2 separate regions of the Homo sapiens genome follow, and region 1 is linked to region 2. Evidence: chromatin contacts called from ENCODE Hi-C or POLR2A ChIA-PET data. All regions are on one chromosome and are shown on one strand. Each heading gives the region's core, a stretch centred on a gene start or an enhancer-like site at or near the end of the contact. The rest is flanking DNA. Distances are from core to core; before and after follow the strand shown.

Region 1 (5,544 bases), core at 346-2,845, 83 kb after region 2:
TCCGGGAGGCTGAGTGTGAGGGATTTGATTAGGTAATTAGGGAGCTGCAGCTGCCCCAGGTGGCTGCAGATTGTTTGATCTGATCAACCCGAGGGCGGTACCGGAGAGCCAGTGCTCATCAACACCCCACCCCATGGGCACAGGGTCCGACCCCTCCTTGGCCCATTCCATCTGACCTGGTGATGCTGGGCACTGCGATGAAGGATTATCCAGATGCGATTGAGGCTGGGGAGGGGCAGGGCGGGGCCAGGGTCCTGAGCTTGGGAGGAGAGAGCCCCTCACCGAGTCTTGAGCTCTCGGCAAACCTCCTCTTAGGCGGTCCTCACACTTCCCCTGTGAGCCGGGCGTCGCGCCCACCGTATTGATGAGGGGAACGGAGGCTCCACGGAGCCGCCAGACCCCGTTCCCCGTGTAGTGAAGCGGCCCAGCTGCCTCGCTGCCCAGCTGCAGGAGATTGTAGCTGCGCTGGAGTCAGACGCTCCCTCGGGCGCTGTCCATGGTGGCAGGAGAGTGAAGTTAGAGAGCACGGGAGTAGGTGAACAATCCCTTCCAGCTCGATGCCTCGGTTTCCCTGTCTGTCATCAGAGAGGGCTGGGCTCTAAAGTCCCTGAGCCTCCGCTGCCGTGACCGCCTCCTCTGGAGCCTAGTCTGACCCAGGTTCAAGTCCCATTTTGTATGCACGCCCTGCCCCCTGGTGGACCCTGTTGGTACTGCAACGTGAGAGGAATGTGGTCGGGAGGTGGTCAGGGGCCAGGGACTTTTTGATGGGCTTTGGCTGTGTGACTTCCAGGCAAATCTGATCAACTTCCAGGAAAGGAGTTAGGTAAGCAGCTGTGGCATTCACTGCGGGAGGCTGGGGGCGTGGAAGTCGGAGACTCCCCGCCTGCCAGACACTCCCTGGACCCATCCCCTACATCTTAGACTCATTGGGAGGGCTTGATACAGAGCAGAGGAGGAACCATCCCACTGGAGGGTGGGGGTAGGCGCTGGAATCAAGGACAACTTCCTGGAGGAGGGACTGTTTGAACCCAACTCTGAGAACAAGTAGGGACTGGATGGGATTGGAGTGGAGGTGGGAGCCTCTTAAAAGCAAAGACCTAGAGAGGCCAAGACCCTTAGCCCCACTCCACACCCCCACCAGGGCTCCTCCAGCACCCCCCACCGGGCCCTGTCACCCTGCTGTTCTTCCCTCTGGCACCAGGAATGCACAGTAATTAGGGAGCTGCAGCTGCCTCAGGTGGCTGCAGATAATTTCCACCTGAGGACTTTGGAACCTGGTTCCAGACCATGGAGCAGCTCAGTGAGGATGAGAGATCAGGCTGGGGAAGGACTTGGGTGAGGGCAGGGGTCGACTCTCTCTGGTGGCCAGTAGCAGGAAGCCTGAAGCTATGGCTCCTGGTCAGAGTCATCCTCTAGTATGTGGTGACAGCTGGGCCATCCAGACTGCAGGTGCTGGGCAGGCATTGGGAGGGAGAGCTGAGGTGTGGCTCCAGGTAGTCTCAGGGCTGCCACCCTGTCCTGTAGCTATAAGCAGTCCTGCCAGTCAGAACCACCACCTGAGTCAGCCAGCAACGGCCTCAATGCCAAGGAGAAAAGGCCACAGTCAAGCTCAGGTGCCTGTGAGTGACCTGGTGTACTGGGCGGACTGTCCCAGGGCTCAGTGCAGCTTTGGGCTAAGTGTGGGTTTGGAGTGTCGGACAGCTGGCACTGGGCTCCCGGCTCCATCACTGAACAGCCCTGTGGCTGGGGCAGGGCACCTCACCTCTCAGGGCCTCGCTTTCCTCCTCTATGAAATGGGCTGATGCTAAATGATCACTCTCGGGACCGGGACACCAAGCACGCAGCACAGTGCCCGGAGCACAGAGTGAGAGTGGGTGGCAGGGTAGTCTGAGACCCTGGGGTAGTCCCCTCCAGGTCATCCTGCCCTCCCATCCAGCCACCAGGCCCCCAGAGCAGAGCCCTGGACCAGTGGCTGGACAGACACGAGGCACGCTCAACTGTGACCCCTACGTACGCAGCAGGGCACAGCTGGGCCCCCCAGGGACCCTGGGCCGGCTCCTCCAGCCCAGATGAGAAGGACAGCAAGGTGAGTCTTTTTCTGGGATCCCTTGAAGCCCAGGAGAACATGAGACACTCCTGTCCCCGCTCCCTAAGAGCTCTCCCCCAGCCCTGGCTGCTTTGAAGAGGGGCAAAATTTATTTACTATAAAAATGGATACAATAGAGATGAATACTGTATTAAAATCCTGTTTCTGTTACAGCCTAGGAGCTGTGGTTTTGTTCTTTCACTTCCTGTGTTAATTGGAGATACAGGCTCTCATATCCCTCCTAGAGATGAGGCATCTTGCAGGGGTGCCTGTGTGTTGACTGCAGGAGAAGGGAGATGGGAGAAAAGTAGGACTTCCTCAGGGCCCATGTTCACTTCTGTATCGTCAGCTTGGGCAAGAAGCAGAGACAGCCCCTCAGAACTCCCAGGTTAGCAGCTGAAGGGGCTTTCACACGGCATAGCAGCACCCTTGGGAATCTGGGTGTCTTTAAAAATACCCTTCCAGGGACCATTTCCTGACCCAAGACAGTGGCTACCTTTCTACTGCTTTGGAGGAAGAGGGAACATGTTGATTTGCTTACTGAGGTTTCCTTTGATCAACTATTAGGGACTTGTAGTTTTCTTGTTCAAACACTGGAATTGCATCAGTACTAAGTGTGTATGTGTGTATGTGTTGGGGCGGGGGGAGTGTAAAAAGATCCAAATGTGTAATGTGGAAAGGATAAGGCCAAAGGAGGATTATTTGCAAATGGACTTAGGGCAGGCTGGACATTGCATCTTCAGTTCACTTCCAGGAGAGCCGTGAGTGACCCTTGACCTTAGATTTGACTCCTCCTGGGATTCTGTCTTTGACCTTAGCACTTCTTTTCTTGCTGGTTTCTTATCCAGGGGGAAAGATTTTGCAATGCAATTTTTAAGGCTGCAGCTGGGCCTCATTGCATAAACATTGCTACTACCTAAGATCTAGGATTTCCAGCATCCCTGCAATTCCTGGTATAATTCCTTTCAAGGCGGAAATTCCCTAGAAGACTCCCAGCCTCTCTGTCAGGCACATCCTGGCCATTCCTTCCTGGCTGGAGCCTGATGAACCACAGGTGAGCTCTGGTTTGCCAGGATAAGGGTACTTATTCCTTGTCAACGACAGACCCCACACTCCCATACTGGCCAAGGTGAAGTCTGGGGTCCTGTGTTCCTGAGGTCCAAGGTCTTGGGGGTCCCCTGTTTACACACTCAGTTGTGTTGTTACTGACTTGTCCTAAGGGCAAGCTGGCCCGAGTCCTTAGAGCTTACAGCCCCCTGGATGGCTTTATCCTCTGTCCAGTCTTGTACTGTGGTTATTTCATGGGGCAAAGTGGGCAGGAGTGGGGGGGACTGTGAACTTTTCCCGTGGGGAGAGTTGAAGGTGAGGCATTAGGGGGGCAGTGAGTGGGAGGCATGGGAGGGCCCAGCAATTAGGCAAGAAAATAAAATGAAAGGCATTCAATATGTAAGATATAGGGAAAAAGTGGTTTTTCCCTCTACTCACACACCACTCAATACAATACGTCTGATAACGGATGTGTGAAGGTCATTTCCCCATACATCAAGCAATTCTGCAGTGTATTAGGCAGTGAATTAGGCATCCTCTAATTCAATTCCATTCTGATACTATCTACCTGGAGACAGGCTGAGTGCCCAGTCCCACAAGACTGCCCTCCACTTCAGATGCCCGTAGCAAGTAGTAGGCTGTCACCTGGTTAATACATTCTTTAGAAACTGGCTGTAAATCAGGGTTCCTGTAACTTCCTTCTTGGGCTTGATTAATTTGCTAGAGCAGCTCACAGAACTCAGGTAAACACTTTACTTACATTTAGTTGTTTGTTTATTTACTTATTGAGACGGAGTCTCATTCTGTCGCCAGGCTGGAGTGCAGTGGCGCTCTCAGCTCACTGCAACCTCTGCCTCCCGGGTTCAAGTGATTCTCCTGCCTCAGCCTCCTGAGTATCTGGGACTACAGATGCATGCCACCGTGCCCAGCTAATTTTTGCATTTTTAGTACAGATGGGGTTTCACCATGTTGGCCAGGATGGTCTCGATTTCTTGACCTTGTGATCCGCCCGCCTCAGCCTCCCAAAGGGCTGGGATTACAGATGTGAGCCACTGCACCTGGCCTACTTGTTTATTAATAAAGGATGCAGATAAACAGCCAGATGGAGGCAATACATAGGGCAGGGAATGGAAGAAGGGGCACGGAGCTTCCATGACCTTTCTGGGCGTGCCTCCCTCCAGGAATCTCCATGTGGCCAGCTATCTGGAAGCTCCCAGAATCCTGTCCTTTTGGGGTTTTATGCCTCCAAACTGATGATCCACAGGCATGCAGGGATACAGCCATACCAACTAAAATACTGAAATGCTTCCAATCAGGGTGGTAAACAGGCACTGCCCTGCACTCACCCCAAGTGCTTCCCCTCTGCTTCTCTGACTCTGTTCATTCCCCTCCCTGTTGTTTAGATTGGTCATTTCTGTTGTTCTTTTTGTTCATAGATTCTTTCTCCTCACTTTTGAAACCTGTTGAGCCTACACATTGAGTTTTTAAATTTTGGTTATTATATTTTTCAGTTGAAGCTTCCACTTGGATTTCTTTCTTCTATTTTTTTGTTACGATTTTCTAATTTTTCATTTGTTTCAAGTGTGTTTATAATTGCTTATTAAAACATTATTATTATGGCTATTTCAAACCACTGTCAGATAATTCCAACATCTGGCATCTTGGTATTCACACATACTGATTGTCTGTTCTCATCCAAGTTGAGATCTTCCTGATTCTTGGTGCGATTTTCTGGTGTGTTCTGCATAACTTCCTTGACTGTAGAGCCCTTGGTGGAGGGGGTCTGCAGACTTGAGGAAGGCCTTCTAAACCTAGTGCCAGGGGCTTCACTTTCCTTACCTAAAAAACAAGCTTCTCACTGGAGCAAGAGCCAGCATTCTCCAGGGTGCCAAGAGGGGGTCTCTTGTAAAGCTCAATGTAGACCCAGACATTTGTCTTGGCCCTGTTGGGCCTTGGCACCTTGGCAGCAACAGGGTACAGTTTAAGAGGATGAACTTGAAGTCTTAGTCCAGTTTCTAGGAGCCTCTTATAAAAAGAAAATTAAGTTTCAGGATCTTCCAAATTTATTATGCCAAAGGGAAAAGTCCTGGAAGCTGACTCACATAATATGACTGTTTTTCTTCTTTGGTGCATGACCTTTACTTTCTGACCTTTGCATTGAGATGTTATACATTAACCAGACTCTCTGCTCTTTATTCAAACCTAGACTAAAAGAGGTGCAGACAGAGACCCTTGGGACTGTTGCCTTTTTACAATAGAGTGTTAAACAACTCTCTTAGAGTGTAGTCAGTATATCCATATGTCAGCCTTTGTACGGACAGTGCTGTAGTTCTGTTCAGCACCTCTGTTTTGCCTGTATAAATGGTCCTCATTTTTCCCCACACACTGAAGCACTGATCACCATTCTTCAT
Region 2 (5,978 bases), core at 3,275-5,774:
AGAAATGTCTAATATCATTTATGCCAAGCACAAAATAGACATTGTGCATACATTCCCATACTCCATTGTCTGAAAGGCCAAGACTATCTTTAATGTTGGTTTATTTTCTCCCCATTTATTTAGAAAAAGAATTACATAAACCATGTTTTGTAACATTAACAGAAGTGAAAATAAACTCTCACAAAATCAAATCCATCATCAGTCTACTTTCTAACCTGTGTCCAGAGGTCATATGAATTTGAGTAATTTTAAAAAACCATAATCAAAGTAAATATTCAATTTTACCCATTTTTAGTCAAACCATAATAAAGACATTCACAGTGGTTCTACTTATTAAAACAGAAGTTTTCCCATTGTTTCTATGAAATCTTTAAAATGACCATTTTTAACATCTCATCCTATTCTCTTGGGTAGATATTCTATAATTTATTTAAAGGCTTCCTTCTTTTGGGGCATTTATGTTCTTCACATTAAAAAAAAGTTAAAGCTAATAATCAACATCTTCATGGACCCAATTTTCCCTTCTTTTGTGTTATTTTTCCTTATTATCTTTACAAAATAATCTCATATAAAATCAATAGATGCTCATTGCAGGAAATGGAAAATAAAAAATCCAGTTCCTAAGAAACAATTACTCTGAACATTTTGGTACTTTTTTCCCTTCTAGCCCCACTCCCTCCTTTTTTCCCCTCAATGTAAATGTAATCTGTCTCTATCAATTGTTAGCCTAAAATGTATAATATTCTGGTGATTTTTCTCTCATACAAAATGTGTAACAAGCAACAACAGTGATCACAGTGGTACCTGCAGGTGAACCTCTAGTGACTTGTCACATATAGCCTTCAAGCAGGTGGCATTGATATTGATATCATCTTCTCCTGAGGTATCGTACAGAACAACAAGTGGAATGTCAGCTTTGTCAAGTATTTCCACTGCAAAGATCTTTCCACAAGTTAAAGATTCAACCACCTTCACTAGATCAGGGTCATCGCTTAGGACTTCCAAGCCTGAAAAATATTGAATCTTTTAATTTCTACTTAATTAGAAAAATCATTTCAAGATGAATAGATGGATTGTGTCTGTTTTGACCATTATTAAAATTATAAGCCTACTGCAAAATTATTAAATTTTATATGAAAGCTTTGTTTTACAATCTTTATCTTACCTCTTAGGTTTTAAAAAAATATAATGTAAACGCCCTTTTGAATGATACACTAAGGCAGGCAATCTTAAAACAAGCAGAGAAACGGATAATCAATCAGAATTTCTACCTTGGGAGAAACAGTCTTCACTTTATACATGAACACATATTTAAAACCAAAAAACTAACACATATGAGAAGCCATCAATTATGTCTTCCAGTCATATGTTTGTAATGCACTTCCTACATATATACAATTATTTTTCTTATAAAATGAACACACATTTATTGGAAATTGAGACAACCACTATTGTTTCTTTTTTATTGACCCTTAGGATACCAAAGAACCTTCTGATTTATCAAAGACAGATTAAGTAGTGTTTAACACAGGTATTAGATGAATTTTGTTGTAGTCCAACTACTCTTTAAATTCTTAGAAAATTATAGTTCCACATAACATATATGACAATTCTAAGTTAATGTATTAAATGAATTAAAACTAGCTCATATTCCCCCAATGGTACTATAATGCCTATTTCCATATTTTTCTACTTTAAATCCACAAGCTAAAATTCAGACTCCTCCGAGTTTTTTCTTCTTCTTGTTCTGTTCTCCAGACATATAACTTTGAACTTTTCTCAAACATTTAATTTCAACACCCTAAATCCTGTCCTATGCCCTTGATACGTTCTTTCCAACACCAACTTCTAAAAGTTGTTAACAAGTTTTTAAAATTTCTTCAGGTTAATCTCACAGATAAGAGTCAAACCCAGCTCCTGTGACATAAGAATTCATCCCACTGGGAAGGAGGCATTTCTTCAGAGTACTAATTTTCATGAAATAATTATGATCATTTTCTGCATTTGGCTCAAGTCCCCCCCGGCATGGTGCATATTTCAATGCCTTTCCTTATCACGGACATGACCAATGTGTCATCTGTCCTTTAAGTTTATCCCTACATGGCACTCTCATACAGGTGGATTCCTCTGTTTCCTTTAGGAGGAAGGAAAAGAACAATGATACATCTACTATGCCAAAAACTGCATGTGACCTGTGATCAAACCCATGCTTGGGCACATGAAGGTGTGTCAGTCACACCCTCACAGCATCACCACAGTACATCTCAGTGGGAAAGGGGCTGAGAGTCACCTCACAACATGCTGAACAACATATTGAAACTCATCAAATGTCATGAAACAGGGCCTCTATCAATTGTTACTAGGGCAGTTAGAACAAGAAAAATCCCTTTAAGATGGCTGAAATTTTTATAAGAAATTATAATACGTTTTTATATATAACACAAAATATAAAAACATAACATTTTTATAATGGTATCTTATAAAGAATACATTCGACATGAATTTAAACCTTTCAAGAAGTAACACATTATAACATGAGATACTTAGTCCATTTTAGGATTCAACTATCCAAATGTACAGTGGTAATAGCCTATTGAAATGGAGAGAGTTTTTTAAAAAGTTCCTCTTACCTGCAAGCTTACATTTTGTAGCTTGAAATGAGAGTGAACAAAACTTCGGGTTTAATTTGTATGCTTTGCTTTTTTCAACATTTTCACTAAAACCATAGTCAACATAGCATACCTAATGATTAAAAACACAGAATGTTTAGTTCTTTATCCTCTCTTTAAAAAATTCATTTGATACACTTAATTGGCTCAATCTTATTCCATGATCAGCAAGCTGAGTGGCAGAGTGGCACCTGGAAAAAGCTGGGGAGGTGCCCCTGACTTACCACAGAAGAGAAAGGCTGGAGCTGAGACCAAGGAAACCAGGGGTCCTAGTTCCAGGTCCCAGTCTTCTACCTCACCCTACCCCTTCAATGGGAAGAACAAGACTGCTCAGCCCTGCCACCTTGCTGTCGCCAGTCTTTCAGCAGCCTATCTACCTGGTTCTGCCAACTCTGCTCCCCTCCCCTTTGGTGCTTTCATTAATATCATAATGCCTATATCAGCTTATTCTTTTTTGAGTTACACATTTCCACCCGTTCCCTGGACAGCAGTATTTGTTTCTATGGCAGGCATCATCCTTGTGGTATTTATCAGATTCTAAATCCCCAAAGCAGCATTTGTGATGGCTATTCTCAGCTACTGTGCTTCCAGGGACCGAGATGCTTCATCAATGACAACAATGGTATCACTGCTGAACAACATGGAATTCTAAACTAAAAAACAGGCGTACCTATTTTTTTCAAGGGTGTGAAGCTGGGTTAGGTCTTCTTTCAGCTCAGCAAAAGGCCCTAAGTCTGCTGAACAGAGGTCTGTGTTTGCAGAAACCTGAACAACTTTTCCTCACCATTAGCACAGACTGTTAAGAGCCTGGATATTATTTTTAAGAATATTTATAGAATCTTCAGTTTAAAAGGATTATATAAACACAAAGCCTTTTTTTGAGAAAAATAAAAATCTAGAAACATTAAGCTATGGTTTAGAATAACTAAGAATCTAAGGGAAATGTTGAAAACCTAATATGCATCTCTAATTAAAGGAGATGATGGTTATTGAAAGAAACAAAGCAAACAAAACAACAAACACCAGGGCAAAGTCTTGGCCTTAATACCAAGTAACATGAGGTAGGTTCCTTTCACTGCCTCCCTGAAAATAAAGTCCACAGGCCAGCTTCTTAGTACCTAGATTATGGTACTAAACACACGAAACAAAAACCCTTCCCAGCAGAGAATCTAAGGGAAAAAAGCAGAAGACACCACTAACTCCTTTCCTTGGCCATGTGATAAGCGGGCCTGTGGGGCCTGTCTACCTTGTATCAGAAAGACCATCTCTTAGAATCCACATCTGACTCAACACTGACTTAGGCCTAGATCGCTGGTAGGGCTGCATGTCAGGCAGCTGGCCATTTAAGTGCACAAGTCTATTTCTCCAATCCTAAATTAGCACCTGCTTTTGCTTCTCATAGGCCTCAGGAGTCAGGCAGCTTTCATTTCCTTTAATAGCTATCACCACCTACAACTTAGATTCTGTTCTTCCCAGGCCCAAAATGGAGGTAACGTGGTCTGACAATAGGACATAGCATGTGAAATCATGACTCCTGGGAAATTCAGAATGTATTCTTAGCACAAGAACAGATTAAAGAATAACTGCTCCAAAGCCTCAAAAGAAAGTGTTTCTGAACTGTTTGTAGCTTCTTTTCTTGTTTTTAATCATACATGTTTGTATGGCAACTGCAGTTTATAAAACACTTGTCCATGCATTGGCCAGTGTGACTCTCACCACACTCTGCTCTGTGTCCTTTGCTCTGTGAGGGCTCAGTAGTCTCTCTCTCTCTAATGTCCTGGGATCAGGGCCAGTAGTCACATAATCTGGCATAAGGCCCCAGTCCATTCCTGGTTCTCTGGCACCATCAAGTGGCCAAAGGTCTCCCAGCACTACCTATCACCCAGCAGACTCCCCTGGGATGTGGGCCTGGGTCAGGCCAAACTGGCACCAGCCTCAGCGGGTGACCACATCTCCTGTTTCTCCTACTCACCAAGGATCTGACAGGGAAAGCAAGGAAGGAATCAGTACTTACCACCAGACAAAGTTCAATTCAAGCGAAGCAAGACTGGTGCTAAGTAGCTGGGGTTTCTCCAAATAAAGGGAGAAATCATCTCTGTCAGCTTCAAGGGGATGTGGGGAACAAGTTCAGGCCCGGATTGCTACAATCACCGCTGTCCCAAGAGCTTGCTACTGCACAAAATACCGAGCTACCTTTTTTATTCTTCACATCCAGCCCATAATTCTCAGCAGCAATGACGAGGCTGGTCACTCCCTTCTTTATGAGACGCTTTCTTTTTCTGGCTTCTGTGACACCACTCTCTTGGTTTTTCTTCTTTGGCCATCTTTACAGGCTTTTCTGCTCCCCTTATGCCTCCATGTAAATACTGAAGGGTTTCAGGACCTGGGCCCAGGCCCCTCCTCCTCTCTACGTGTATTCTCTCTCTAGGGGATCTCATCTTGTCCTGTGATTTCACATAGCACCTATATGCTGATGCCTCCCAACCTGACACATCTCCAGTCCTAACTGCTCCCTGAGCTCCAAATTCATCCATGTGACATCTGATAGCTATTCTCAAACCTAGCAGGTCCTATGAAATTCTCAATTGTTCTCCACAATGGTTTTTCTCTCTGACTTCCCAATTTCAACAAATGGCACCAATATCTAGTCAATTGCTCAAGCCCCAAACCCAGTAGCTTATCTTGAATCTTCTCTTTTGCTTACCATCCACTTCCAACAGGTCAGTGTCCTGTCAGTTCTACCTCCAAATATATCCTGAATCTCTTCCACTACCTCCATCTTCACTAATCCAGGTTACAAGGTAGCTGGCTATTACAACAGCCACCTAACCAGTATTACTTTCCTTCTGTGCCCTACTATAATACAATCCATTCCCCCACAACAGTCCCAGAATGATTTCTGAAGCATCTAAATGAGATCACATCACTCTGCCTATCTCTTGCTTCAGAGTTATTTTCTATCATAGTTATTTCCTTTATTGGTTATTTCCTTCATTGTACTAAAATTGTTTTGTGTGTTTACTGTATGCTTGTCATCTCTCTCTTCTCACTAGAATGTAAGCTTCTTGAGAAGAAGGACTTGTATGTTTTGTTCTTGGCTCCAGTAAAAAGTGAAAAAGTGTATCAGGTATATACAACACGATGGGAGTGTTTGAATTTACAGATAAGCAATCAGGGAAGTTAAATAACTTTCCTAAGGCCACACAGCTAGAAATGGCAAAGCTGAGACTCAGTTCTATCTGACACGAGAGCCTGAATTCCCAAAGTAGAAGGAGGGAGGGAGGAAAGAAAGTGACTGCCCTATAGACT

The links. Hi-C counts contacts between places; a loop is a spot of excess contacts on that map. ChIA-PET counts read pairs that join two places held with the same protein, here RNA polymerase II (POLR2A). Pooled maps may share reads with other maps.
Region 1: a pooled map shows a loop between it and region 2 (4-fold over the local background). The contact joins two enhancer-like sites. A Hi-C loop is called at or near these places in 1 of 168 maps with a recorded cell type or tissue (psoas muscle) and 4 of 50 pooled maps. POLR2A ChIA-PET finds 5 or more read pairs at or near these places in 2 of 52 experiments (BJ and HCT116).

Annotation. Positions count from the first base shown.
Region 1 is chr9:97,382,287-97,387,830 of GRCh38, reverse strand. No RefSeq gene overlaps it. Among named protein-coding and RNA genes, the nearest start is that of MIR1302-8, 21 kb to the right of the region's middle. RefSeq lists enhancers at 1,073-1,578, 1,579-2,085. Within about 2 kb of position 1,595, at least 2 of the 41 ENCODE cell types and tissues checked have a DNase peak (open chromatin) inside an H3K27ac peak, as active enhancers do.
Region 2 is chr9:97,467,322-97,473,299 of GRCh38, reverse strand. It overlaps TDRD7 (tudor domain containing 7), which reads right to left. Exons shown (of 17, transcript NM_014290.3): 9 at 2,631-2,742; 10 at 805-1,007. Among named protein-coding and RNA genes, the nearest start is that of TMOD1, 31 kb to the left of the region's middle. RefSeq lists an enhancer at 4,616-4,675. Within about 2 kb of position 4,524, at least 9 of the 41 ENCODE cell types and tissues checked have a DNase peak (open chromatin) inside an H3K27ac peak, as active enhancers do.